Linked DNA regions of Homo sapiens: region 2 is linked to region 1. Evidence: chromatin loops called from intact Hi-C (ENCODE). Cell type or tissue: dorsolateral prefrontal cortex. All regions are shown on one strand. Each heading gives the region's core, and the rest is flanking DNA. Links, peaks and the distances in the headings are about the cores only.

Region 1 (15,365 bases), core at 4,371-9,370:
CCAAGGTCATAGCATGTAGCCAGGAGGAAGTTGGAATCACTCTTACCCTCTGCTAGACTCTACTTCGTTTGCACTTGCTTGTGAGGTGCTTGTGTGCCTCACAAGTAAGCAGGATTGAATAAAGTGGAGCCTAATGAGTGGAGCTTTCTGCATCTTGGCTTCTCTCATCAGGATGCTGCATGCCAGAGAGCCTGGGATTAACCTCATCCATGATGGGTTAAAATAAAGCTCCTCTCCTGCCCATGGATATCGATGATGAGACAGAAAATGCAATTAACCTTAAATAGTTTAGGTCACTGGCCCAAGCTTGCTTACTGCTTGCTACCTCAGTCCCTTCCCTAAAGAATAGGCAAACCATAGAGAACCAGAACCAGGCGTTCCAGGGAGGAGCAAAAATAGGAATTATCCCACCCTCAGAGCTGCACAGTGATTCCAAGAGGCTCATGAATCATTCTGTGCACCATATAGAGAGAATAAATGGGTTGTACCTATATGCACTAGTATTTTCAAATATGTATAGGCACTGTTGTGGTTCATAAAATATAAATTTATTTTTTAAACGAGTGCTTAATAAGTTATTTTGATCCAATAATGTCTTTGGGAAGAGAATAACCTCAGAAGTAGCTGCAGGGTGAGGATTTGGGTGCTCTGCCTCAGCTCACTTGTCCTGAAGATAAATGTCCTCAGGCTTGGAGCTCTGACTTTGTGACTAAACAGTAATCACCTGTCAGCGCAAGTGCCTGTTTCTCCGGTATAATCAATGGCACAACATTCAACGCACAGTTTAGCCACAGTGCCAGGGCACCTGCAGGCAAAGGGAAGGGAAGACGGCTTTGCCATCTCATCAAAAGAAAAGACTGACTGTCACAGAATATTCCAGAAACCCCTGGACTTAGGACTGGGAGACCATGGAGAGGGTATCCCAGGACGCAGCTGGCATCAGGAAGTGCAAGGGGATCCACAAGCCCAGGAAGTTGTAAAATTCCTAAAATCTTGCCCCTGCCGTTGGCTTGTAGGGAGCCCATCATGATGGTTCAGCTGCATGTGATTTCACCCAGTGCTGCCTCAGGCCACTCCACCAGCCACAGGTGTGAGTGCCTCAAAGGAAGGGCTTTGTCGCAACCCTCTGTGAAAGGTGCCTCTGCGCAGAGCTCTAAGTTGATTCTACCTTTGCATACCTACTGGGGATTTAAATTTCATGGAATTCTATGTCTACCTCTTTCCTCATTCCCCTCACCCCCACCCCAGCCTTGGAGAAAGAGCAAAGGAAGATGCTTCTCTTCATTAGTCTATGCAAGAGCCCTGCAGCTCAAAACAATGCATCTAACACTGGTAACTGGTAAATGGGAACTTGAGGGAACTATGTCTTCACGGCGGGGGAGCAGGGGGATTCACCAGGTGCTGAAAAGTAACCAGAAAAAGGTCTTTTTTATGTAGCTGTAGGGAATGGGTAGTGGGATATATCCTTATTTCCTAACTACTCCAAGAGAAAAGCCATGCTTCCTTTTTCTTCCTGTGAAGTGGAAGAAATCTGAAGTTGGATCTACCAAGTTCAGGGTTCTTACCAGCTAAGAGCCTTACAAGTGCATCTGAACTCGCAGCCCATGAGAATGAGTTGTTTTATGAAAGGCAGGATTCTTATTAAAAGTCTGTATGATTTCCATCACAGAAGCATGTTTTCCCTATAGCTATCTCTGTCCCATTGCTAATCTGGTTGTTGTATGTATGGAAGCAAACTTCTTCAGCCCGTAAAACTCACATCATACTGTAGTAGTGTTTGTGAAAAACATTTTTTCATTAAAAAAAAAAAAGCACCAGCTGATCACAATGTAAAAGCCAGCTTGGTGCAAAGTAAAATTTGTAGAGAAAAGCAATGAAAATATGCTACTGTCTCTCACTGTTCCATTTCAGTTGCTCTGAGAGAGATAATAGTATAGGATATGCTGCATGGGATAGAGTGGAACATGTTTCCTCTGCTCCCAGAGAACCTGAAATACCTCTTTAAGCTCTTCTCACTCTCTTGGCATCAGTGAAGAAGTAGTTAATAGGCCCTGCACAAAGAAAGTTCTGACGGAGTCCTTTGAAAGACCTGGTTTGTGGCCCACCACCCAGAAGTCCCAGTGTGATTCATAACGAGTCTCTGTCCTGAGAGTCACTCTTTCCTGTAGGGGACCAAAGACAGGAGGAATAGGGCCTGCGAGTTCAGGCTTATGTTGTGAGAGGGAGTATGAGGCTAGCAGAAGTGATACCAGTGGGCTGGGGGAGGTCCCCAAACGCCAGTGAGACCTCCACCCCACCTGGTGTCCAGGCTCTTGACACCATTGAGAAGATAAGAATTCTTTCAAGAAATTCAAGGAAGAGTCAGAAAATAGTAAAAGAACAGAGATTTATTGAGATTTATTGCAAAGGGCAAAGTACACATTCAAGAAAAGGGAGCGTAGGCATACTTGAGAGAGTCATTCAGTGGGGTTTGGGGTTTCTGTCTTTATGGGTTTCTTTAACCAAGGGGTGGAATATTCAAGAAAATTCTTGGGAAAAGGTAGAGATTTCTCATAACTGCAGTGGCACCTATTTTTACAGCAAATATGGGTGGTCTTGGAACAGTCCTGGCGCTGGTAGGTGTGTGATCTAGTATGTTAACGAGTTTATAGTGAGGTCCTAGGAGAAACCTAGGTCAAATCCAGCCACACATTGGGTTCAGTGGGTCTTAGCTAGCTTGGTCTATGCCCTGTTTTTCAGGGTCTTATCAGCCCATAGCCTCTAGTCATGTGAAACTGCTGTCTGGAATTTTTATTCTCCTGTGACCACCCTGTATTATTCCTGTCTCAGAAGAGGAGGGGTGTTGCCCACATGTTGCCTCCTTCTGTAGTTGAGCTGTCTACTCACCTATTCTTCCAGCTCCTGCAAGGACAAACTTCTTAACATAACTGCCGCGAGATCAGCATCCTGCCCTAGTTCTCCTTGGATAGTATGTGGTGAGTTAGCAGAAGGGGAAGAGGTGAGGTGTAAACCTTTTGTGAAGGTCTTTAAAATATGCTCATTCTTGGGGCAGGGCCAGGCCCTTCTGTAATTACCCATGGCCTTGGGCCTTGGCACAGGAGAGATCTTTGGATCTTATCTTACAACCTCAATTTCTGAGACAAACGTGATAACCACTACACTACAGAAATTCCTCATACAACCTCAATTTGTATGCAAAATTAGACATAGACCCGCCAGAGATGATCATCTGAACTGAGCTGCAGAGACCACTGGGGACAGGCCAGCGATGGATGCTGTGCAGGCTCCAGATGTTTTGACAGGTTCCTGCAAGTCATTCTCCTCCCACTTCACCCTTGGCATCCAGGCAGGTCTCTGAAGTAGAAGGTTATGGGTTATAAACGGCCTAGCTTTTCACCATTTTGTGAAATCTTTTAGCAAACCTTTTCCCTTCTATTCATTCAGTAATTTATTCAACAAATAATTATTGAGGACCTGCCTGCCATGCATCAGGCCCTGTGCTAAGTTCTGGGGGAAGGATTCTGACCTCATGAAAATTACAGTCTAGAAAGGAAGCAGATAGTAAATAGATAACTAAACAAATCAACAAGATAATTACAGATTGGTATAAGTGCTATGAAGGACATAAATGGCAAAATGAGATGGAAAGTAACTGGGAAGGGCTGTACTATAGGGAAAGGCCTCTCTGAAGAGGGGACATTTGAGCTGAGTCCTCAAAAAATAGGAGTGGCTGCAGAGAGCTGCAGGAAGAACATTCCCGGCAGAGGGAATGCAAAGACAGTGGCAGAAAAGCCTTGGGGAGTTCAGAACGGAAAGGCCATGGCTGAAGTGTAGTGAGGAAAATGATTTTGGGTGAGTGCAGAGAGAAGCCAGGCTGTATAGGGCCTGGGACGCCATGATCAGAGTTTTCATTTTATTCTGAGAGCAACAAGAATTAAGAGAAGTGAGTAACATAAAGATCATTGTATGTTCACTGCCACATTGTTTGTAATAGCAAATTAGAAACAAATGTCATCAATATGGAACTGGGTAAATAATTTTAGATTCATTGCAGTGACATGCAGCAGTTAAAAACTGTGAGGCATATCTATATATATTGCCATAGAAGGATTTGCAGGATACCCTAAGTGGGAGAAAAGAGCTTAAAAATATGTTACAAAATGTATTTTTAAAAGAGGAGATGTATATGTATGTAGGTTTGCCTGTGTATAAAACATCACATAAAGGATATACAAGAGGGCTGGGCATGGTGGCTCACACCTTTAATCCTAGCACTTTGGGAGGCCGAGGCAGGCAGATCACCTAAGGTCAGAAGTTAGAGACCAGCCTGACCAACATGGTGAAACCCCGTGTCTACTAAAAATACAAAAATTAGCTGGACGTGGTGGCACATGCCTGTAATCCCAGCTACTTGGGAGGCTGAGACAGGAGAATCGTGTGAACCCAGGTGGTGGAGGTTGCAGTGAGCCAAGACTGCGCTATTGCACTCCAGCCTGGGAGACAGAACGAGACTCCATCTCAAAAAAAAAAAAAAAAAAAGGATATACAAGAAGCTGATAACAGTTGCTTCTAGGGAGAGGAACTGGGGCACAGGGTGGCCAGGGTGGAAGGGAGACTTACTGTTCATAGTATATCCTTTTGTTTGTTTAAATATCCTACAATGTGCCTGATCACTTATTCAGCAAGAAAGAGATGATGTCTAAATTGTGGACACCCTCATTGCTGTGCGGAGAATGGACTGAAAGGGCAAGAGCAAAGGCAGAAGATCAGTTAGAAGGCTCTGGCAGTGGTCCTGTTGAGGGATGGTGGTGGCTTGACCTATGGTGTTGGTAACAGAGAGGAAGAGAAGTGAATGGATTCAAGATTTACTTTAGAGGCTCAGTCAGCTGGGCCTGGTGTAATTATTGCTGTATTCCACACTGACATTCCCTACACCCACAGTTTAAGAAAGCTCTCTGTGCATTTGAGATGGGAACTGGGCTTACCTGACTCTACCCTGACTTCTCTGACATCTTTGTGGTGGGAAGGGTTCTTGGGCTCCTTCCAGGTGCTAAAAGCCTCTGGATTCCAGACAGTGAGTGATGTATCACAATGTGGAGGACATAGTTATGGACATTCACCCCTTTCATAGACACATGCAACAGTTACAAACAACTTTTAATGGCTATAAAAAAAAAAAAAGTTACACTGAAGAAACCCACTCATTTCTCAATGGAGTTTTCTTTCTTTGCAGAGAGATGCCAAAGGCCAGTACCTGTTTGACCTTCTTTGCCACCATCTGAACCTACTTGAGAAAGACTATTTTGGTATCCGCTTTGTAGACCCAGATAAGCAGCGGGTAAGTCAATATTCAAAGCACAAAAGGAGGACAGGGCTAGTCAATAAGACTGAGGTCTTGAACTGTCATTCATATTCAAAGTCAAGCTTCAGGAATCAGGGACCAACCAGACCCTGCAGTTGGATGTCGTCTCTTCAGATCATAGCATTAGACCTGGAAGGCACCTTGGCTAGAGCTCACCTGGAGAAGCTTGTCATTTTACAGTTGCTGAAATGGCAGGCTAGGGAGCTTAAATGATTTGCACAAAGTTGGAGGCAGAGCAGCTGGGCTGGAGTTGTGGTCTCGGAGCCCAAGTCACAGGGTGAGCCTCTCCTGCCCACTTTCTAGTAAGCAGGCTGAAGCACATTGTACTGGTTAGGAAAGGCCTCACCAAAGGTGCCATACCAACCCAATCTAGGCAGTACAGACAGAGCCAAACCAGCGCGGGCCTTTCAGCACCTTGCAGATCTTGCAGTTCTTGCTCTGCTCTACACAGCATAGGCAGCTCTGCAGACACAGGGCATTCTGATAGCCAAGGGTGCTGATATTCCAGACAGATTCAGGAACAAGTCCATCATCTCAGGCCCCTGCCTATTTCTCCAGCTTCATCTCCCCAACCTGCTGTGGTCCCGCCAGACAGTAATACTTTTGCCCTCCAGATACATCATACCTTCTTTCTTTACAGAGCCTTCACCTATAGAGTTCCCCTGCCTAGAATCTTCTCCTTTTCCTTACCGCTCCACACTCCACACCCTTCTTCCAGCTAACTCCTTTTCACACTTAAGGTCTCAGCTTAGACTTTTACTTCCTCTGGGAAATCTCCCCTAACCCCACTCTGTATTAGGGATCCTCCTATGGGCCCCCATGTGCCCTCTGCTACCCTGTTATAGCACTTATTACATCATTCTGTGATTACCTGTGTTCCCTGCAAAAATGTAAGTTCCATGAGGGCCTGGACTTTGTCTCATTCATCACTATCTCCCATTTAACTAGCACAGGCCTACAATGTAGTTGGTGTTCAATAAATATTTTCTGAAGAAATGAATGCATGAGTGAGTTAATGGCTTATAGTGTTGTATTTCTTACGTCCATTTGCCCAGCCTCCCAGCTTGCAGACACCTGCAGTTTCTATAACTTCCCTTCATCTACCCTTTGCTCTTTGTGGAGATGTACTCTCTGGCATCCCCACCAAAGTAGAGAGGTAATGATGGTGTTTCTTTGTTTGGTCCAAACTTTTATCCTTAAAAAGGAAGGCTGGCTGTGTGCACTGGCTCATGCCTGTAATCCCAGCACTTTGGGAGGCTAAGGCAGGCGGATTGTTTCAGCCCAGGAGTTCATGACCAGCCTGGGCAACATGGCAAAACCCCGTCTCCACTAAAAATACAAAAATTCGCGGAAATGGTGGCATGTGCCTGTAGTCCCAGCTACTTGGGAGGCTGAGACATGAGAATCACTCGAACCCGGGAGGTGGAGGTTGCAGTGAGCCAAGATCACACCACTGCACTCCAGCCTGGGAGACAGAGCAAGACTCTTGTCTTTAAAAAAAAAAAAAAAAAAGGAGGGCCAGTTACTCCAAGATCTCTTCATCCCCTAGAGTGGTGGTATATGAAGAAAAAAAGGCGAATTGTATCCTGTTCATTGGTTTTTTAGTTAGGTCAGAATGTGCTTGAGGAGAGTAAGAGAATATGTGGATGTGGTGAAGGTTAAAATGAGAAGGAACTAGAGAGAGATAAGAACATGGGAAAGAGGAGAAGTAAACATTTATGGAGTTCCTACTGCTTGCCAGGCTCTGCGCTGCACACAAACCTAATTCTTCCAGCTGATGTATACTGCTCACTGAGTCGTGCCAGGCACTAAGCTAAGAGCTTCACGTATGTTATTCCATCTCATCCTTAACAAAATGAGATGAGTATCCCTAATGATAATATCTGTTATCCAGATGAGTAAATAAAGTCTCAGACAAGTTAAGTAACTTGCCCCAGGTCAGTGGCAAAGCCAGCCTCGAGCTCAGACCTGTTTGACTCCAGGGCCAGTGTGGTTTCTGAGATTCCATGCTGAATGTATAACTGATAGCCTCTGAAAGTTGTGTAATTCTGTGCCTTGCGGGAGGGGTTAAGGAGAGCAGAGAGGCTTGAGACAGTAACTGAGGGTTGTAGGGAAATGGGGACCTGTAGAGAGTTGTCCTTAGTCCACTGATTCATGGTAGGGATGGAGGAGCTGAGCTCCCCTGCTCCCTCAGGGTGTAAGGGCCTAAAATAAACCTCTTTCCCTGGGTCTCAAGACAGTCTGAACCCAGCACTTACATCCATCCGATGTCAGTCCTTGCTCTGCAGGAGCCTCCATGCATCTGCAAGCTCTCCTGGTCTCTCCTGGAGGAGCTGCCCTTACTTTCCTTCCCCAGGATGCCTGACTCGGGCCCAGGGCCTCCACCTTCTCTTGGCCTCTGCTTTGTACCCTTTCAAGCCCCTAGAGTCTGAAGATTGTGCCACATTGGCCCATTCACTCAGATAGGGGAGGAAACCCTCCTCTCTGAATCTTCTTTTCCTCTTCTTTTAATCCCTCCTCCCTAAGCCCATGTTGTCTGTTTGCTAGTGAATCTGGGACCGATTTGGTCAGGCATTTGCAAAAAGCCACTCTGGCCATCACCATATTCTTGGGTTCCTCTCAAGATTTCTCTGCCAGACTCCAAATCCCATGGATCAGCTGTGACAGCTCTTCAGTCCCTTCTCACCCCTTGCTACTATCCTCCAGCCTCAGTCCTTTCTTGAGCTCTCACTACAATAAAACTAAAATCTTCTTTCTAGCTATTGTCAAGGGGAATAGGCTTTTGTCATTCAGCTTTATCTGCCCTCTGCTGATAATGCATCTCACAGTCATTAATTTCTACCTTCCTTTGTTTATTTCTTTTAATCTATCAGTCTAATGTCTGGGGGTGTTGCTGTTCTGTGTACTGAATCCCTGGCACTGGCTATGTTCTCCTCACTGTCCACAATTCCAGTGTGCTCTGAACAGATAGGCCTCCTCCGTCTTCACAGGCATACCCTGGAACCCCAGTTGTTTCTGAGCAATTTCATCTCTTGCCTTTGCCTCCCTGTGAAGCTGAGCCGCGGTGGGCCGTGTAATGTGAGAAGGGCCTCTTAACCACATTGAGTGGCTATAATGAGTTGCCAGCCTCGTGGGAACTCAGATCAGCAGAAGCAGGAGAGCAGAATGTCAGTCCAGATTATCCATGTGGAGCTGACAGAAGAACTGGCTCTTAGTGGGTCCATTAACTGCATGACCCATGGCCCAGCCCAGAAGGTGATCACTGGGAATCAAGGGAGGCCAGGATGCTGACTGCAGCGCCCTGGCTGCTCTCCTGCCAGAGGGAGGACTCTGCCAAGACATTACACTAAATTGAAGTAGCCAGAAAAGAAGGAAGTATGGGCCCAGTCCCTTTGCCATTCAGCAGCTACCTATTGAACACTGTGCTAGGCACTGGTGATACAGTGGTAAACGAGACTGACAGTTCTGGGCCTTCATGGAGCTTACATCTGGCAATGTTAAGCTACCTCTGGATAATCAAACTCCAATTAATAGCAGTCCTACCTAATCTTGATTAGCAAAAAGCAACAAACATCAATAATAAAATTTATAAAGGACCCATGTAGAATTAAGGAACACATATAGAATGGTTTCATTGCTTCCCCCAGACGTTAAGTACCATGGGAAAATGTATTCTGCCTCTATGTCCTGCCTCCTTGAAAAATCCAAGGGGAAGAAGGTACTATCCTACACGTTGGTTGTGGTTAGTTATCATTTGAGATTTAGATTTTAAAACATCACTGGATGCCAAGGAATCCTGAGTATGTGTTTTCTAACACAAGGGTTGGCAATTTATGTTACTCAAAGAAAGATGGAATATATACCAGCCATCCCTGACTTAGGAAATTTCCACTTCTCACTACTTTCTAGAGTTGCTACCAAAATCTTCTATTCCCACTCCCCTGCCAAAAAAAGAAGAAAAAAAAAGCTGGTGCATAACAGAAACACACACCACCCATTAAAGTCAGTATTTCCCGACTCAACCCAGGTGGGGCTCTGTCCCCGCCACACATACATGCAGTCGCTTGTGCCTTAATCGCATGCCAAAAACATGGCTCAGAATTTTGGCACCCTGCTTTAGAAGACAGCATTTCCAGGGAAGCCCATAAATGGCATCTGAAGCTGGAACTATTCCCCCCTTCACAGCTGGCTCCATGGGAGCTCATTTCAGAAAATCATATCACTCTTTACTCACCAAACTTATCTTTCATAAGCTTTTGGGCTGCTTTCACCCTAGGCTACAATCTGTCTAGTTTTTTAAGTTGGAGAAAACAAGTTATATTTTACAGCCCTTCTCATTAGGGTTTTCATGTTCTGTGTTCTCTGTTTCAGCATTGGCTGGAATTTACAAAGTCTGTGGTGAAACAATTGAGATGTAAGTATTCTCCATGAAAAGACTCAAGCCACACCCCTGGGGAGGGTGGGACGAAACCTCCCACTTATCTCAAGTTTTGATCTACATATATAATTTCCCACTGTTCTGAGTATAAGTTGGCCCTAAATATATGAGGGTTCTCTTCTGCTGCTTCATGCTAGTGGGCAGAAGAGCCCTGTCCTCTTCTGGGTGAGAGTCTTCCCTGATGAGCACCTCTTTTTCTCTGCAGCCCAGCCTCCATTCACCATGTGCTTCCGTGTGAAGTTTTATCCTGCAGACCCTGCTGCTCTGAAAGAAGAAATAACCAGGTGAGGTGAACATGCTTCCCGCAGCCATTAGGACCTGTTGGAGAGCATAGGAAAGGGGGATGGTGACCTCTTAGAGCCTCTCATTTGGAAGCGCCTAACTCTTAGAGGCAAGGAACTCTTCCTAAATATAATGACTTCTGTATTTCATTTCCACATGCTTTCTTCGCGTACCCCTCAGTGCAGTCGCAACAGAGTGGACTTCTTTCCTTCAAGAAGTGTGAATACTACCTCTTGAACTGGTCACTCTCAAAGGGCTCTGGAGTAACTAATCAGAAGCGTCTTTTCTTTTACCTATGATGTTGCCACTGTGGACATTTTTGGAGAGAGCTATGTTGCTGCTTATTTCGGAGGTTGCAAATAGATTCAAGTGGTCTAATGGATATACTTGGAAAATGCCAAAGGCATAACACTGAAAGATAAGCTGGGAGATACTGAAGATTTAAAATCAAAATGGATAAACTCTGTGGTGCTGTTGGATCAGGTTCGTGATAAACTATTGTGGGGATCATGTTCTGTGGCAGGCCGACAGCTGCGTGGAATGCATCCTGTCTCATCCAGCGCCACTTGAGGATGAAAAGAACCTCTGTGCCCACAGCCATCCTAAAAGAGGGTCAGTGAGTGAGAGCTTCAAAGCTTCCCCAGGATTTTGTGTATCTGAGCGAAATTTACTGTGAAAGTCTCACCTCAGAGATTCAAGAACTCTACAACATGGATCCCTAATTTTTATATTAGAAAGACCTAATTTTGACATAAGCAAAACCTTGATGTTACTTTGTAGAAGGCAGGACCATAGGTAAGGATGTGATGCCAGGGAATCCTAGAGCTGAGGAAGAGATAGGACTGTCAGCTCTAACCCCTTCCCTAAGACCGTGGAGACAGCAAAGGTGGGAATGAGGATATTGCCAGCCATATAGACGGGTTATCCTGTAAGGCTTTGAGATCCACTCCTAGATCCTTAACTGCTTGGGAAAATTCCAAAGACAGAAAAGGAGGAGGGAAGAAGGAGGAAAGAATATGGAATTCTTTTCTTTTTTGAGACAGAGTTTCGCTCTTGTTGCCCAGGCTGGAGTGCAGTGGCGCGATCTCAGCTCACTGCAACCTCCACCTTCTGGTTTCAAGCGATTCTCCTGCCTCAGCCTCCTGACTAACTGGGATTACGGGCGCCTGCCACCACGGCTGGCTAATTTTTGTATTTTTAGTAGAGACGGGGTTTCACCATGTTAACCAGGCTGGTCTCGAACTCCTGAGCTCGTGACCCGCCTGCCTCAGCCTCCCAAAGTGCTGGGATTACAGGCATGAGCCACCGTGCCCGGCCAGAATTATTTTCATTTCCTGATCTAAAGAGCATGCCAGGTGAAAGGAGCAAAAATTTCTCTAAGAGAGGAAATCAGGAAATGGGGAGAGGAGGGGGCCAAGAAGCAGGCATTATCAGTACAAAGGCAACAAGGAAGTGGGACAGGGGAGAAAAGTGGCTTCTTCGGCATGGGCCCTTCACATGGGAGTTGAGGGAGATCCTCTTCAGGAAGGCTTGTTTCCTGCAGATGCATAGGGCAGCGTGTACCCACCTACTTTGAAGCACTGAAGACAGTGAAGAGTGTAGCTAGAACCAAATCTCATGTCTCTTACTAGGCATAGAAGCCCCAGGCTCTGCTCATCTATGTGGAAGTGGAGGTGGCTCTTGCTTTGCTTCAGAAAACCAAATCCATCCAAATCATAGACACCCTAAGGCTTTAGGTAGGTGAGTAAGGGTAGAACCACTATGTTTAAAATTTCAGGCCAGGTGTGGTGGCTCACGCCTGTAATCCCAGAACTTTGGGAGGCTGAGGCGGGCGGATCACCTGAAGTCAGGAGTTCGAGACCAGTCTCGCCAACTTGGTGAAGCCCCATCTCTACTAAAAATACAAAAATTAGCCGGGCCATCACGCCTGTAATCCCAGCTACTCGGGAGGCTGAGGCAGGAGAATCACTTGAACCCGTGAGGTGGAGGTTGCAGTAAGCCAAGATTGCGGCATTACACTCCAGCCTGAGTGACACAGTGAGACTCTGTCTCAAAAAAAAATTTTTTTCAAGAGTTTTGTTAAAATACCACTAGCCTGCCCCACTCATGATCTCCAGAGTGTTTGCCTTAGCTCTGAACTTCTGTCTGTCTCTGCTAAAAGAGGTACTGGTGCCAGGGCAGACCCCAAAGTTGGTACTCCTGTCTACATATCGGAGCAAACCTAACACGTCTTTGTTGTCCACCTCACTGGACCAACAGTGGGGATGAGAGGGAGCAGCCAGTGAGAGCACCACAGACACATGGCTTTCCAATTTGATTAAAGGACTGGAAATGTATGGTTATCTTGGCCCTTAGGAAGAGCTCTTAATAATACAATTTTCCGCCAGGCGTGGTGGCTCACGCCTGTCATCCCAGCACTTTGGGAGGGTGAGGTGGGTGGATCATCTGAGGTCAGGAGTTTGAGACCAGCCTGACCAACATGGTGAAACCCCGTCTCTACTAAAAAGACAAAATATTAGCCGGGTGTGGTGGTGCACACCTTTAATCCCTGCTTCTCGGGAGGCTGAGACAGGAGAATCGCTTGAACCCAGGAGGCAGAGGTTGCAGTGAGCCAAGATCACGCCATTGCACTCCAGCCTGGGCAACAAGGGTGAAACTCTGTCTCAAAAAAAAAAAAAAAATACAATTTTGTAAATCCAGTGTCACTATCTTACATGAATGGACAGACCTTCCTACCCAAGAAGCAGCATAGACCTGGGAGCTCAGATCTTACTTATGTTACTTGTTGGCTGTATACAGCCAAATAAGATACTTAACTTGGAAATAAGATACTTAACCTCTCTAACCTTAGATTACTCATTTATAAAATGGGGATAGTGATATCTACCTCATAGAATTGTCGGGAAGATTAACCACTATCCCGGCCTCTTACACTTCTTAATACACCCACAGTGAGCCTTGCACTGAGCAAAGTCTCAATATTTCGTTGCCAGATTCATTACACAGTCCGTAGGCCCCAGGGGCTCTGCATCATGCACAAGTACAGTTAGTACTGGCTTTTCTTCCTTGTTTATGTGAAAGGTACTTCTTTTCTAATAATCTCCACTCCTCCTCTGTCCCCTTTCCCCACCAGCTAGAATCCTAAAACTTAAGCAGCTAACTTCTGTTTCCTGAGAGAGAAAGCTATCCCAGGTAGTCATCCAAGTCCTGGTAAGCACAGCATTAGGACCATGGCCAGGCCTCTCACCAAGTCAGCAGACTTCAAGGACACTGGCAAGAGAAGGAGCTCCTCTCGGTCTGCATGCATTTGTGCTAACCATCTTGGGCAATTTTCCCCTCTCTCTCAACCTCACCAGCGTTCTTTACCTAGTATGCAGTTTTCCAGCATTGTCAGGAGTGTGAACCACCGGTGCCTGGGCCTGCTTTGCAGTCTTTGTGCCTCCCCCTCCCTGGGGCATTCTGTGAGCCTGTGGAATTAGCTGCATTTTTCTCCTCATTCACATCCCTACTGATCTTAAGAGAGGAGATACCGGGCCCAGCCTCACTCAACATCCGTAATTCATCCCTGGCTTAGAGCCCTCCATCCCACCTTGCTGCCAAACTAATTTAGCTGTCAGTGTGTTTTTTCCAGGCAATATTGGTCCTAAATTTCACTGCTGTCTCAGCCATTCCCATAAAGCCAGGCTGAGAGAAGGGGGTGAAGTAGGGAGTACAGAACTTGCTTCAGTTTATCTCTTGGCTTCTTCCCAGATGATAAATTTAGTTGCCAAATCCTGATTAATTTCTTTTGTCATTTTTAAAGTAATAAACAGATTTTCTTGTCTAGGCTAGAGACAAGGCAAAGAAAATGGGAAATTCAGGTACCAGATTTGGCTTTTAACAGGGATTGCAGGTGTATGAACTCTTTGGAAAGATCAAGTAGGAGAAGGAAACTGACTGCAAATGGGGCCCCGCCGTCCAAGGAAGCAAAATGTCTGACACACAACAGGTGCTCCAAAAAACGTTAACAGGATGAATCAAGACATACATGAACGAACGGAGTCACCAGGCCACTGTGCCTTCAGTGAACATCGCTTGAGCCTAGCTTAGGCTAAGATGGATTGGCAAACTTTTTCTGTAAAGGGCCAAATAGTAAGTATTTTTGGCTTGTCGGGCCATATGGTCTCTGTCGCAACTACTCAATTCTGTCATTGTAGTGTGAAAGCAGCCATAGACGATACATAAATGAATGAGCAAGGCTGTGTTCCAGTAAAATTTTATTCCATTGGAAACTATGGCAGTGGGCTGTAGTTTGCCAACCCCTGGGCTAAGAAATCAGAGAGCTGGCTTCAAATCCCAGGTTGTTCTTTAACTAGCTCTGTGACAAGGCAAGAACAGTATCTCTAAGCACTCAGTCTCTTCATCCATTAAACAAGGATTAAAATGGTAGTCACAGGCTGGGCGCAGTGGCTCACGCCTGTAATCCCAGCACTTTGGGAGGCTGAGGTGGGCGGATCACCTGAGATCAGGAGTTTGAGACCAGCCTGGCCAAAATGGTGAAACCCTGTCTCTACTAAAACTACAAAAAATTGGCCAGGCGTGGTGGCACGTGCCTGTAATCCCTGCTACTCAGGAAGCTGAGGCAGGAGAATCACTTGAACCCGGGAGGTGGAGGTTGTGGTGAGCCGAGATTGCACTACTGCATTCCAGCCTGGCAACAGAGCAAGACTCCATCTCAAAAAAAAAAAAAAAAAAAAAGGTAGTCACCTCATAGAGTTGCTGGGAGGACTGAATGAAACAGGGCACACAGCATGCACTCAGTAAATGTGAGTCTTTATTGTTATTTTGTTTTGTTATTATTTTGCCATCTCCCCCATTGGAATGTAAGCTCCATTAACAGGACTCCAGGTTGTTCCCTACTGCATTCCCAGCACCTGTGACAGTGCCTGGCACATATAGTAAGTGTCAGAACTGGATGGATGGATGATGGATGGATGATGGATAGATGGATAAGCTAGGCACAGGATGTTTAGGCTCTGTAGAAGAATATTAAAAGTAAATAAAACATAGTCTCTGACTTCAAGGAGCTTACAGTCTAATATTGGGGAGGAAGACGTACTAAACATAATTATAGTCAGGAAAAAGGAAATAGTAAATAGGGGAAGCCAGTGGCAAAGAATCTATTTGAAGGGAAGGTAAGGCCAAAGGATCTTCTGGAAAAAACTCTCCAGGAGCCTCCAGTGCTTTCCAGAGTTCACAGCCTTAAACTCTGGAAATGCCTGTGGACTCATTTCTACCCTCTGA
Region 2 (15,365 bases), core at 5,829-10,828, 47 kb before region 1:
AACATTGCCACCTACTCTAGAAGCCCTGCCCAGGTACCCCAACTCAATCGCAGTCCCTTCTTTCCCTGATTAGTAACCATTATTATGATGTTTACATTCTCACCAGCAATGTATGAGAGTTCTAGTACCTGCACAAATGCTTGCCAACACTTGGTAGGGTCAGTCTTTTTCACTTTAGCCATTCCAGTAGCTGTATCTCTTTTGTGTTTGTAATGGTATGTATTTGTGGTGGTATCTCATTTGTATTTTGCTAATGACTAATGATATTGAGCTGCTTCTCATCTGCTTATTTGCCAGCTGTTAGGAAGATTTTTAAAAGGAAGGAAGTGAGAGAGAAGGCAACTCAACGGCCAAACAGGTTTATTTACAAGAATAAGCCTGCAAGCGGTCCCGGTCAGGAATCTGGCTGAGACCCTGATTTATTTTTTTATAATAAAGTTTCTATAGGGAGGTTTTTATAATAAAGTTTTTATAATAAAGTTTCTATGGGGAGGGGTTGGGGATATGCTGGCAGGTTGAAACTGTAGGGGGCAGGGGAAGGATGTGGTAAAGGCCAGTCAGTCTTTGTTGTAGTCAGGGTTGTTACTGTCTGTTAAAGGTATGGGCGAGGTTGACCTTTGCTGACCAGATAAACTCCCTAGCAACAGTTAGTACTCCAAAATCGCAGGGGACTAGATATCCTCACTGTAGAAGAGGGAGGCCTATTTCTCTTCCTGCAAGAAAATGCTGTTTCTTTACAAATAAATCTAGATTGGTAAAAGAAGGAATATCCAAACAGAAAAATTGCAGAACGCCTGCCCAAACAACCTGCTGACTTTTTCAGTTATTTCCTCCATTGGGCACTCCCTTTAATTGGTCCTTTCATTGTCATCTGCTTAATATTAATGTTTTTACCCTGCTTGATGAAATTTTTTTCAAAAGTTTATTTTAGAAAGAGTAACCTCAGTTGCTCAGACCACCATAACGGAACACATCAAGGAGGCATTCCTGCTATAGCAACAATGAATGACCTCATCACCAGAGGAAGGCCACCTCCCCCATGCACCACCCCCAGTGAGCAGGAAGTAGTCAAAGAGAACCTACATCCCTATTCCTAAATGATAATAATACAAAGAGGTGGGAATGTGAGAATTAACAATAGTGATGCCATTTTTCCACCTTGGTGACTGTGTTTCCTACCTTAGTGACAGTGTTTCCAAAAACAAAGCAAAGGTCAACCTCACCCATACCTTAACAGAGAGTAACAACCCTGACCACAACAAAGCCTGGCCCTTACCACATCCTTCCCCAGCCCCCTGCAGTTCCAACCTGCTAGCACTTCCCCAACCCCTCCCCTATAGAAACTTTAGTATGAGGCTGGGCACAGTGGCTCACACCTGTAATCCCAGCGCTTTGGGAGGCTGAGGCAGCTGTATAGCCTGAGGTCAGGAGTTCAAGACCAGACTGGCTAACATGGTGAAACCCTGTTTCTACTAAAAATGCAAAAAAAATTAGCTGGGTGTGGTGGCATGCACCTGTAATCCCAGCTACTCAAGAGGCTGAGGCAGGAGAATCACTTGAACCCAGGAGGCGGAGATTGCAGTGAGCTGAAATCACGCTACTGCACTCCAGCCTGGCAACAGAGCAAGATTCTGTCTCAAAAGAAAAAAAAAAAAAAGTTGGTCATGGTAGTACATGCCTGTAATCCCAGCTACTTGGGAGACTGAGGCAGGAGAATCACTTGAACCTGGAAGGCAGAGGTTGCAGTGAGCCGAGATCGCACCATTGCACTCCAGCTTGGGCGACAAGAGCAAAACTCCGTCTCAAAAATAAAAAAAAGAAACTTTAGTATAAAAACGTCAGCTTGTAAGCAATCAGGGTCTCAGCCAGATTCCTGACTGGGATGCCTCACAGGCTTATTCTTGTAAATAAACCTGTTTGGCCATTGAGTTGCCTTCTCTCTCACTTTCTTCCTTTTAAAACTCTTCCTAACACCATCCATATATATCTTTGTTAAAGTGTCTGTTCAAATCTTTTGCCTTTTTAAAAAAATTGCGTTGCTTGTTTTTTTATGGAATGTTGAGGGTTCTTTTTATTCTACATGCAAGTCCTTCATCAGATAAATGCTTTGCAAAGATTTTCTCCTAGTTCTTGGCATGTCATGTCGTTCTCTCAACAGTTTCTTTTGAAAAGCAGTTTTAAATTTTGATAAAGACTAATATATCCATTTATTTTATGAGTAGACATTTATTTGTTTTTTATGGGTTGTGTTTTTGGTGTTATATTTAAGAAGTATTTGCCTAATCCAAGGTTACAAATGTTTTCTTCTATAAATTTTATTGTTTTATGTTGTACATTTTGGTCTATGATCCACTTTAAGTTTTTTTTTTTTTAATATATGGAACAAGGTATGAATTGAAGTCTCCCTCTCCCTTTTTTTTTTTTTAGCACATAGATATCCCGCTGTTCCAGCACCACTTCTTTAAAAGGCTTTCCTTTCTCTGCTGAATTCCCTTTTACACCTTGTTGAAAATGAACATGTGTGGGTCTATTTATAGGCTCTTTATTCTGTTCTGTTGATCTATTTGTCTTTCTTTGTGTCAGTACCACACTGTCTTGGTTATTGTAGCTTTATAATATCTTGAATCTAGATCATATTAGTCCTCCAAATTTGTTCTTCTTTTGCAAACTTGTTTTGCATATTCTAGATCCTTTTATTGCCACATGAATTTTAGAATTCATTTGCTAGTTTCTACAAAAAAAGCCTCCTGGGATTTTAATTGAGATTGCATTGACTCTATAGACCAATTTGGGGAGAATGGACATGTTAACAATTTTGAATCTTGAAACCTATAAACATGATATATCCCTCTGTTTAGGTTTTCTTTCATTTCTCTCAGCAACGTCTTATTGTTTTCCTTGAGTTGTTAGAGTTTTAAATATTTGCTAATCACTTGTGTGTAAAGTGGTGTCTCATTGTGGTTTCACTGCTGACGACCAGTGAAATCCAGCATCTTTCAAGTGTTTATTGGCCCTTCAGGTTTCCTCTTCTCTATTGCTTTTATATTGGCCCGGCATTTTATTTGCCAAGAATATCTCTGCTGGGTGATCTTATGGTCTCTTATGTTTCGTCTATTTTGTGTTTGTTTGTTTTATTGATAGTGGAGATGTTTCTCTTTTTTGGCTCTTGAATTCTGAAATAGTAATTTAGATATTGAGGCAAATACCTCTTTACATCTTTCATTCCTTGTTAGTTTTATCTCTCCTACTTTCTGCCAATAGGAAGCTCTGGTATTCCCTGGCATATTCTAGCTTAGATGACTTTTGAGAACTCTGATTTGAGAGCAAAGCATGAGGTCACCTCACTTGTCAATGTCCCTTGGGCGATGCCTAGTTTATCTTTTTGCTAAGCTAATCTGCTCTCATTCCTCATGGTTCACTGCTCTGGACATTCTGCGATTCTGTTCCAGCTGAGCACATTAGAAGAGAGAGACAATTCCGCATCACTGGGCAGAGCTTAGGTAGCCTGGGGTTCTCACCTTTGAGCCAACAGGCAACTTGGCAAATTGCTCAACAACTCTGGGAGATGATTGTCAGAAGCCACAAGAGCCCCAGTCAGTGTTCTGTGAACCTGCTTTGAACAATTAAAAGGATCTGCATGTAACAAATTCTTGAAAAATTTTTGTTTCATTTTTATTAAAAAGGAAGCCTTTGATTTCTGTTGGCTACAAAGTAGGCTTCCTGTGATGTCTAAGTCAGAGAGCTACATGAATCTGGTTGTATCTTTCAGAATATTGTTTATGCATATTAGAATTTGTGAATAGTTATTTTGCTTTTCAACACTTTAAACATTTGTCAAATACCTATGGTGTGCCAAGCACTGTGTCAGGAACCAGAATCACCAAAATGGATAAGGCACCGCCCTCTCTTAGAAAAGCTTACAGAAGCCAGAGTATAGGTAGGAGTTAACTAACTCCAATGCTTTCTCAAAGAAAGAAAAGGGAAGGTAGATGCGGGAATGGGACCATCCTAAGGCATAAAAAGCAAGCAGCCTTAACCTATAGAAACTTGTCCAGGAAGAGTATAAGTAGAGAATTAAATGAGCACCTGCAGCACATAATTTCTGGACAACTGGATAGGAGTCCAAAAAGGGAAAGACACTAAAAGATATTGGCATTCAGAAATTTCTGTAATCCCAAATCCTTGCTCAAGCTGTTCACCTCCTAGATTGCTTTCCATGACCCTTTTCATTTGGCAAACTCTCATTCACCCTTAAGGAGTCACCTGAGATTTTTATTCTCATGGGAAAGTTTTCTTCCTTGCCTCTCACTTTCACTAGAGGACCATCTTGTGTGCTTTCATAGCACCCTACTGCTGATTCCAACTGTTCCACTTAGCACTCTGCATTGAAAGTGCCTCTTTGTCTCCACCCAGTAGAGTAACTTCAAGATCAAGCTGATCCCTTTTGGAGTAACCTCAAAAAAAAAAAAAAGTTAATTTGATATGTTCAATGGGATCCTAACATACTGAAACAGTGGGCTAAAATCAACAAGAAGAAATTTACTAGGCCTAAATCCTGCATCTAGTTCCAGCAGTTAAACTGTACAAGTAGAAGATTGAGGAGGCCTGACTTAGTAGGAGAATGTTTGAAATGGCATTCTAGATATCCGCAAATTGGATATAAGCCAATGGTATATAAGTTTCTCTAAAACCAAATAGAGGTTTGGGTTGTATTAAGGAAAATATAGCATTTAGATTAAGATTTAATAGCTGTATTATAATGCTGCAGTATATTTGGAGTATCATGCTCAATATGATCTTCTGACTTAAAGAACATTAGTGACCAGGAGCAGTGGTTCACACCTGTAATCCCAACACTTTGGGAGGCCAAGGCAGGTGGATCATCTGGGGTCAGGAGTTCGAGACCAGCCTGACCAACATGGTGAAACCCCGTCTCTGCTAAAAATACAAAAACTAGCTGGGTGTGGTGGTGGGCACCTGTAATCCCAGCTACTCAGGAGGCTGAACCAGGAGAATCGCTTGAACCTGGGAGGCGGAGGTTCCAGTGAGCGGAGATATCGTGCCATTGCACTCCAGCCTGTGAGATAGAGCAAGACTCTGTCTCAAAAAAAAAAAAAAACATTAGCATTAGCAAACAAGAAAGTAACTAGGATATTAACCAAAATCGGCCAGGTGCGGTGGCTCACGCCTGTAATCCCAGCACTTTGGGAGGCCGAGGCAGGCGGATCATGAGGTCAGGAGATCGAGACCATCCTGGCTAACATGGTGAAACCCCGTCTCTACTAAAAATACAAAAAATTAGCCAGGCGTGGTGGCGGGCGTCTGTAGTCCCAGCTACTCGGGAGGCTGAGGCAGGAGAATGGCGTGAACCCGGGAGGCAGTGCTTGCAGTGAGCCGAGATCGCGCCACTGCACTCCAGCCTGGAGGACAGAGCGAGACTCCGTCTCAAAAAAAAAACAAGAAAAACAAGAAAAGGATATTAACTAAAATCTAGAAAGAAGTCATATGATGATCCAGTCATAAGAATTAGATATTCGGCCTGGGGAAGGGAAGACTTGGAAGACATGGGATAGGATAGTATCAAATATCTGAAAAGCAATCATGTAGAAGCCTGGGTGGAGTTGATCTCTTATCCTTCGGAAAGCAGAGCTAGGGTCAGTGGGTAGAAGTTGCACACTAGAAGTTACCTAGGAGACCTTACTTATTATTAAGAACTTGCCACAAAACTCTTCAAAGGTGAATGGGACTACCTGTATGAGGTGGTGAGCTCTCTGTCATGCACGTGGAGGCTAGAAAACCATAGCCCTGAGATTAGGACTGTACAGTTGTATAGGTTAGTTATTGTACAAGGGCACCCGGCCAAGGGGGCAACTGGGGCTGAAATCCAGCCAGTGCTGCAGTAACTACATCATGTATCCTGGCATTGGTTACCCAGAGGAAGAGGTACCTTTTTATAGTTCACCCAAAGATGCCCCAGATCTACTAGATATAGAAAGGTTTTCTTATCAGGTGAGAGATCAGATTAGTAACCGCTAACCCCCTGCCACATCTTATTGTCCATTAGTCTATGGTCACAGCTATATTTAATTAAAACTCAATAAAGTAAGGTGAAGAAAATCCAAGCAAACAAATTCCATTTAACCCAAAGGAGAATAACTTATATATGCTTTTTAATATATTGATGCATTTAAAGGCCTCCCTAACCCCATCCCACATGATGTTGTGTGATGTGCTGCAGGAGGGGATAAGAGAGAGATGGAGTTGGTTGGTCTTCCATGCTCTATGAACTCTCTTAATAACAAGGTGTGAGCTCTGCTACATCTGAGGCATATTCAGTGCCTGTTGTATCTTTCTTTGGAGGTTAAGCACCATTAAAATATTTTCTACTGAAAATCTTTATATATATATATATTTATATATAAGTATATAAATATATAAAAATATATATTTTTTTAATAGAGATGAGGTCTTGCTATGTTGGCCAGGATGGTCTCAAACTCCTGACCTCAGGCAAAGAGCTGGGATTATAGGCATGAGCCACCATGCCTGGACTGAAAAATCCTTATATTTAAATGTGAAGTTTTAAACCCTGTCTCTACTAAAAATACAAAAAATTAGCCAGGCGTGGTGGCGGGCGCCTGTAATCCCAGCTACTCGGGAGGCTGAGGCAGGAGAATCGCTTGAACCCGGGAGATGGAGGTTGCAGTGAGCTGAGGTTGCACCATTGCACTCCAGCCTGGGCAACAAGAGTGAAACTCAAAAAAAGAAGAAAAAACGAAGTTTTAAAAACAGTATATAAAATTATGCATATAATGTCATTTCAACCCTATTGCATAGAAACTCTTTTTTTTTTTTTTTTAGATGCAACCTCCACCTCCTGGGTTCAAGTGATTCTCCTGCATCAGCCTCCTGAGTAGCTGGGATTACAGATGCGTGCCACCATGCCTGGCTAACTTTTGTATTTTTAGTAGAGATGGGGTTTCGCCATCTTGATCAGGCTGGTCTTGAACTCCTGACCTCGTGATCCGCCCTCTTGGCCTCCCAAAGTGCTGGTGAGCCACCGCACCAGGCAGAAATTTTTTTGAACAAAAGAAAAAATAGTAGCAGATGTACTCTCTGAGGGACAGGTTTATGGATAGTATTATTTTTATAACAGAAAACAAATATTTTAAAATGATCTTCTCTTCACCTTGAAAATTTTTTATTTTTTGTTTTTTTGGTTTTTGTTTTTTGTTTTTTGTTTTTTTGTGAGGTGGAGTCATACTCTGTCACCAGGCTGGAGTGCAGTGGCATGCTCTCAGCTCACTGCAACCTCCACCTCCCGGGTTCAAGTGATTCTCCTGCCTCAGCCTGATGAGTAGCTGGGTTTACAGTCCTGCCACCATGCCCAGCAATGTTTTGTTTTGTTTTGTTTTGTTTTGTTTTAGTAGAGACAAGGTTTCACCATGTTGGCCAGGTGATTCGCCTTCCTCGCCCTCCCAAAGCATTGGGATTACAGGTGTGAACCACCACACCTGGCAAGAATTCAAATTTCTAAAGGGCCTGAATTTTTTCCTCCCACCTTGTCATCAGCTTACTCACCAATGAAATTTTCATCTTTTACATTCTCATTTCTTTTATCATATTACTATAATATGCTACCCAAACAGAGTGCAATTAAATTCTGCTGGAGAAAAAGACGTCTCATTTACCTAAGAAATGCTCTTGGAAATGAACTTCAGAAATAGATGGGGTATGGCAGGTACGGTGGCTCACGCCTGTAATCCCAGCACTTTGGGAGGCCAAGGCATATCACTCGAGGGCAGGACTTTGAGATCAGCCTGGCCAACATGGCGAAACCCTGCCTCTACTAAAAGTACAAAAGAATTAGCCAAGTGTGGTGTCTGTCACACACCTGTAATCCCAGCTCCTCAGGAGGCTGAGGCAGGAGGTGGAGGTTGCAGTGAGCCAAGATCATACCACTGCACTCCAGCCTGGGTGACAGAGCGAGACTGTCTCAACAACGACAACAGCAACAAAGAAATAATGGGGTAAAATGCTACATCCAAGAAGAGTATGTTACCCTAGATACCATATATGTTGAAGCGAGAGAGGGCATAAACTAAAAAACATTTGATGCAGTGCTTTCAACTTCTAAGCCTTTTCTGCCTCCAATCCAAAGAATGCTGGGAGAGGAACATTTCAAAGACAAAGAATAGAAGTGCAGAGCAGTTAACAAGAGTAAATTGTCAAGAAATGCTGGCAGTAGCTAGGCCATGAGTGTCAGGCCAGCAGCCTGGGTTGTCTTCTGATGTTTCTGAGAATAGAGATTTATCTTAAAAGAAACTTCCACCTGGTTCTAGTTTTAATTTTAGAACTCCATCTAGTTCATCAATCACATTACAATATAGTAGTTGAAGAAAATTAAGCACAAAATCCAGTTCCCACTTTTTCTTCTATCCTCCCTTTTGTGATTTGCATTTTGTCAAATGCAGTTTGTGTCTCAGCCAGAACACTCTCATGGCTGACTTTCTGTGTGGCCAGTTGGCAGGTTTCATAATGAGAGGCAGGGTGCTGAGAGAAGAGGATGCTTATACCAGAACACAGAAGAAATAAAATTCCGTAACTCCAATAAAAGTACATTTATAACCAGTATAGTTCTTACCTCCAGAAAATCTTAGGATAGAGGAATAGTATCATTCATCTCTTCTTAACAAGGAAACTATCCAGTTAACTAGTATAGGCCCTCAAAGGCGTATGTTCTGTCTGGCAAGTCTTATGGATTTGGTTATAGGAAATGTACAGTCCTCTCAGGGCTGTTATTTATTGGCTAAGATGTTTAAAAGGAGTCCTTTATAAGAACTTCCAGTCTTTTTGAGTGTATGTGACAATTTTTGGGAATCAAAAGATTGCAATATTTATATATAGAAATTCCACCAATTTATATGAAGAAGTTCCACCCATGGGAGAGGGACCATATCTCTCTTATTCATTATTATATGCTCAGAAGCACACATAGAACTGGGCATGGTAGGTGTTGAGTAAATATCTGTTAAATAAATGACCGAATGAATGAATGAATGTGCATGGCTGTAAAATTCTCAATGATTGAAGAATAAAGATGGCTGGACCATAGTGGCTCATGCCTGTAATCCCAGCAAAACTTTGGGAGGCTGAGGTGGGAGGATCGCTTGAGCCCAGGAGTGTGAGACAAGGCTGGGCCACATAGTAAGACCCCATCCCTACAAAAAATTTAAAAATTACATGGATGTGGTGGTGTACGCCTGTAGTCCCAGCTACTCAGGAGATTGAGGCAGGAGTTGAGCCCAGGAGTTGGAGGCTGCAGTGAGCCATGATTGTGCCACTGCATTCCAGCCTGGATGACAGAGCAAGATCCTGTCTCCAAAAAAAAAAAAAAAGAATGAAGGCAATTTAAACCTCATTTTGGGATGCCAGTAACAAACTATTTTCTTACCTCTAAATCAGTATTAAGGCCTCTAGATATAATCAGTCTACATTCACCCATAGTCCTGTCCAACTCTAGGAAACATAGTCTATGAATTAGGCAGAAATTCAGAATAAAATAACAACATAGGATTTTTGTGAAAATAAAGATTTTTTTCAGTGTCTTTCCGTTACTAACTTTAAAATTCTAGGTATTTTTTTCCCTAAGCAATGTGAGAATAAATGATTGTGAAATGATAGTGTCCTTAGCAAAAGCAGTCATTTTGCAATGAAGGAAAAGCTTGTTAAACATAGGAATGTGTTTTTCCCTCAAATTACAGAAAGAAAAACAATTTCCTTTAGACTAGCCAATAAAACACCCGGCATATATTCCATACACGTTCATACATAGTAGAATAAAGTAGATAGATACAAGGCATTCTATTTAAACCACCTTTAGGAAAGCTGCAAGCACCTTATGTACAATTAATGACTGTCATCTTTCCAGCTTGGAAAAAAGAAACACACAGAATAGGAGTCAGGAGAACAAAAGAAATATATTTCACTTTTCATTTCAGAGGTAGCTTGAAAAAAATGAAATTCCCAGGAAATTCTTCTGAGAAAAAGGGTCAATTATTTTGCTCTTCAACTTCTCACATCTTGGTACGAATAGGAATGCTCTGCAGGACAGCATACATCTACCTCAGCTTTTCAATTGAAGCTAAAGATAGGAAATACTCCATTGGCAAGGAATACAACCAATTTTGAATTCTTCTTAAAAATATCACCTAGGCCTTCTATTTAAAAGGATTATGACATGATGTGGGGGATTTGCGTCAAGTAATTGGGGGCGGTTGGGGTACAGATGAGATAAAGATAAGATTAGTTGTGAGTTTATCATTGTTGAAGCTGGATGATAAGTATGTGGGAGTTCATACACTTTTGTGTATGTTTAAAATATTCCATGAAAAAACTAAAAATGATGATTTCCTAAAATGGAAAAAAATCTTCCTTTTTTTTTTTTTCAGATCAGTGTGGTAAATAGGAAATGCATTGTTCTCACTCATAAGTGGGAGTTGAACAATGAAAACACATGGACACAGGGAGGGGAACATCACACACCAGGGCCTGTCGAGGGGTTGGGGGCAAGGGGAGGGAGAGCATTAGGACAAATACCTAATACATGTGGGGCTTAAAATCTAGATGATGGGTTGATAGGTGCAGCAAACCATCATGACACATGTATACCTATATAACCTGCACATTCTGCACATGTATTCCAGAACTTAAAGTAAAATTTAAAAAAAAATTTAAAGATATTACTCAGACCAAAAAAAAATAGGAAATGCATGAAATATAGAATCAGAAGCCCATTATATACAGGTCTCAATCTTAAAATGTACTAACAGTGCAGCCTCGTGTTAGTTACCACAGGTCTTTAAACCTCAGTTTCAACATTTGAAAAATGGAAATAATGCCAAACTTTACCTTATAGGATGTTATGCAGATAAATGAATTAATATTTCTGAAAGTGGTCTGGGTGCGGTGGCTCATGCCTATAAGCCTAGCACTTTGGGAGGTCGAGGTGGGCAGATCATGAGATCAGGAGTTTGAGACCAGCCTGGCCAGTATGGTGAAACCCTGTCTCTACTAAAAATACAAAAATTAGCCAGGCGTGGTGGCACATGCCTATAGTCCCAGCTACTCCGGAGGCTGAGGCAGAAGTATTGCTTGAACCCGGGAGGTGGAGGTTGTAGTGAGGTGAGATCGTGCCACTGTACTCCAGCCTGGGCGACAGAGCGAGGCTCCATCCCAAACATATATATATATATATGTTTATATATTTATGTGTATATATATATGATTATATATGTTTATATATTTCTGAAAGTGCTGTATAATCTGTAAAATGACACAAAACTGTAAATCCAAATAATTTTTAATTGAACTATGCATCTATCCAAAGTTATTTGTGCTTTATTTTCCAAATTTACATTTAATTAAACCAGCTCCAGCCAGAAGCAAGTCCATGTCTTTCTAAATCTATAGCATCAGAATGAAACTGAAATATCTTCCTTTTCTTTCTCTCTGCTTCTGTTTCTCTGTTTCTGGGATGCTCCTATAGGCAACTCCTAACTGTTCTTCCTGCCCCTCTGTAAACTTTCTGCAACCTACTGCTGGAAAAATCATCCTAGAACACCACTTGGATCATGTGACTCCCTTGCTCAGAAACATTTCTGAATCACCATTGCCCAAGGAATTAAATCTAATTTACTTAACCTACCCTTCAAAGTCTCCAGTGCTTGGTCTCTAACCTGCCTTTCCAGCTACCTCACAACCATTCATGTTCTAAACCTTTGGCTCTGAGCAAAAGGCTTTCTTTCTGGTGTTTTTGTTCCCCATTTCTCCTCTTGGAATCCAGTACTACTTTTCTCCCTGTCTAGATTCTATCAATCCCTAAAAATCAGCCTCATCCCTCCTTCTCTTCTATGGAGTCTTCCTAAACCCTTCCAGACCATGTAATCTCTCCCTTTTCTTAGTCTTAAATATGATTGGTTTGGCAATTAATCATGTATTCCTTTGTAATATTATGTTTATTCTTGTTTTAAGCAGTTAATTATCCCTATTGTTACTTTTTTCCTATCCTGCCCAGTTAGATGGTAAACTTTGTTTGTTTGTTTTGTTTTTTTAGAGACAGGGTCTCACTCTGTCTCCCAGGCTGGACTGCAACGGCATGAGATCTCCTCTCACTGCAACCTTCGCCTCCTGGGTTCAAGTGATTCTCCCACCTCAGCCTCCCAAGTAGCTGGGACTACAGGCATGCACCACCACGCCCCGGCTAACTTTTGTATTTTTATTAGAGATGCGGTTTCACCACGTTGGTCAGGCTGGTCTCGAACTCCTGACAAGTGATCTGCCCACCTCAGCCTCCCAAAGTGCTGGGGTGACAGGCGTAAGTCACCGCACCCAGCCCAGATGATAAACTCTTAAAAGGCAAGAATTGTGACTTTTATATCTTCCTGCCTCAAGGTCCAGTGCTTTGCATGCAGCAGGCACTTTCATTAACATTTGTGGAAAAATATTACCTAAACTGAGCTGGGATTATATAGTTCCTGATAGCCATACTTAGCATATTAATACTACCCTCATATGTGCTTCTTTGGATCTTAAAAAATGACTTTTTAGGCCGGGTGCGGTGGCTCACGCCTGTAATCCCAGCACTTTGGGAGGCCAAGGTGGGCGGATCACCTGAGGTCAGGAGTTCGAGACCAGCCTGACAACATGGAGAAACCTCGTCTCTACTAAAAGTACAAAATTAGCTGGGTGTGGTGGTGCATGCCTGTAATCCCAGCTACTTGGGAGGCTGAGGCAGGAGAATCGCTTGAACCTGGGAGGCAGAGGTTGTGGTGAGCGGAGATTGTGCCATTGCACACCAGCCTGGGCAACAAGAGTGAAACTCTGTCTCAAAAAAAAAAAAAAAAAAAAAAGACTTTTTAAAAGATTAATTTTGCATGGCATCTTTTAGAGGGTGGCATGGTGGGAAATTAGGTGCAGTCTTACTTGTTACACATACCTGGATTCAAATCCCAACCTAGACACATTAGCTATGTGAAATCCTGGTAATTTACTTGACCTCTTTATTTCTTAGCTTCTTCAATCATAAACTAGAAATACAGTAATAAGACTTGCTTTGCAAAGTTAGGCGCAGTGTATGTACAGTCCCTGACACGTCATCAGTAAAAGGCAGATATCATCCTAGTGCACATCAGATGGTTTTGACAGGTCATCAAAGTGAATGATCATAGTTGTTTTTAACTCTCAGGAGATAGAATGCAGTAAATATAGAGAAGAATCAGGAAAAGTCTCTGCCCGTTCCTTCAAGCCCTGCCTCTGTACTCTGTATTTGCTTTTGTGCATCTTTCATTAATAAGGGTTATAAGCTAAATATCGCTGGAATCCCTGTCAATTTAAAAAGTACTGAGTCCCCAGGCCATGCTCTATCCTTTTCCATACTAGGTGAGTTCCCTCAGTATACTTTTTTGGAGACTTCCCTTCAATCCAAACCATAGCTCAGTCATATCCTCTTTCTTTGCTTGCCCTTTATTTCACAGCAACCCTAATTATACTTAGTTCTCCTGCAGTCTTTTGCCTACAGTCATGGTAAGTTTGCCAACTCCGAGTCTTCTGAACTGTGGGCTATAAGTCATTGTGTTTTCATTTATTTAGTAATCCAAGGTTGCCTCTTCTAGACAAGACCCAAAGCAATGGTATGGAAGGACTTCAGTCATAAATCACAATGTTGTCAATACTTGAGAATATAAGACTAGGCAGAATGCAAGGTCACAAGAAAATTGTCATCATCTGGAATTGGCTTTTAGGTAATATCTTTTCTCCATTGAGGGCAGGATTCTGAATATGTGCATGCTTACACATAAGAAAAAGCATTAACATGTGAAAGAGGCCAAAATCTAATATGCCAAAATTAAAAAAAAGCCTTGTTACATCAGGATTCTGTCATTATGAGCACTCATTTTTCTTTTTCTTTTCTTTTGTTTTTTTTTTTGTTTGTTTGTTTGTTTGTTTGAAACAGGGTCTCACTCTGTTGCCCAGGCTGGAGTGCAGTGGCACAATCATGGCTCAAAGGGCTGGGATTACAGGCATGACCCACTGTGCCTGGCCTCACTTATTTCAATATTTAATGCTATGTTGTTTTCATGCTTGAAAAAAGAAAAAAAGTTCAGGAAAATAGCCACAAAAGGATTAGTTATCACAGAAATGAACACGGAAAAAGGCATCACTGAATTATTATATTTATAAGGACTTTTGATTGAGTCTGACCCACTAGTGTGCCATTTCTTAAATCCCTTGTGATTGGTCTTTTTAAAGTTGATCTATACCCAGTGAATCATCACCTTAATCTATGATTATAACAAAAGTTGCATTCACAAATGCTTTTATTTTATTTTATTTTATTTTATTTTCTAGTGATATTCTTTTTATTATTATTATTATACTTTAAGTTTTAGGGTACATGTGCACAATGTGCAGGTTTGTTATATATGTATACATGTGCCATGTTGGTGTGCTGCACCCATTAACTCGTCATTTAGCATTAGGTATATCACCTAATGCTATCCCTCCGCCCTCCCCTAACCCCACAACAGTCCCTGGTGTGTGATGTTCCCCTTCCTGTGTCCATGTGTTCTCATTGTTCAATTCCCACCTGTGAGTGAGAACGTCTGGTGTTTGGTTTTTTGTCCTTGCAATAGTTTGCTGAGAATGATGGTTTCCAGCTTCATCCATGTCCCTACAAAGTGCATGAACTCATCATTTTTATGGCTGCATAGTATTTCATGGTGTATATGTGCCAAATGTTCTTAATCCAGTCTATCATTGTTGGACATTTGGGTTGGTTCCAAGTCTTTGCTATTGTGAATAATGCCGCAATAAACATACGTGTGCATGTGTCTTTATAGCAGCATGATTTATAATCCTTTGGGAATATACCCAGTAATGGGATGGCTGGGTCAAATGGTATTTCTAGTTCTAGATCCCTGAGGAATTGCCACACTGTCTTCCACAATGGTTGAACTAGTTTACAGTCCCACCAACAGTGTAAAAGTGTTCCTATTTCTCCACATCCTCTCCAGCACCTGTTGTTTCCTGACTTTTTAATGATAGCCATTCTAACTGGCATGAGATGGTATCTCATTGTGGTTTTGATTTGCATTTCTCTGATGGCCAGTGATGATGAGCATTTTTTCATGTGTTTTTTAGCTGCATAAATGTCTTCTTTTGAGAAGTGTCTGTTCATATCCTTTGCCCACTTTTTGATGGGGTTGTTTGTTTTATTCTTGTAAATTTGTTTGAGTTCATTGTAGATTCTGGATATTAGCCCTTTGTCAGATGAGTAGGTTGCAAAACTTTTCTCCCATTCTGTA

What was found. A loop is a pair of places that touch in the nucleus more often than their neighbours do. Peaks named below come from ENCODE experiments on the same cell type or tissue, not always from the same donor. Only the 100,000 strongest peaks of a DNase experiment are listed, where the experiment ranks them.
Region 2: a loop joins it to region 1, with 2.3 times the contacts of the local background. A loop is called at or near these places in 5 of 110 quality-filtered maps.

What each region holds. Positions count from the first base shown.
Region 1 is chr15:43,914,178-43,929,542 of GRCh38, reverse strand. It overlaps FRMD5 (FERM domain containing 5), which reads left to right. Exons shown (of 14, transcript NM_032892.5): 2 at 5,234-5,338; 3 at 9,734-9,776; 4 at 10,006-10,084. Among named protein-coding and RNA genes, the nearest start is that of WDR76, 95 kb to the right of the region's middle. RefSeq lists enhancers at 327-976, 977-1,628. In dorsolateral prefrontal cortex, for the core only: no CTCF peak of the experiment used is centred there; no DNase peak of the experiment used is centred there; H3K27ac peaks cover 2,088 bases.
Region 2 is chr15:43,963,123-43,978,487 of GRCh38, reverse strand. The region is part of intron 1 of FRMD5 (FERM domain containing 5); the gene reads left to right. Among named protein-coding and RNA genes, the nearest start is that of WDR76, 140 kb to the right of the region's middle. RefSeq lists a silencer at 3,487-3,536 and an enhancer at 5,083-5,584. In dorsolateral prefrontal cortex, for the core only: no CTCF peak of the experiment used is centred there; a DNase peak (open chromatin) is centred at 8,520; H3K27ac peaks cover 3,941 bases.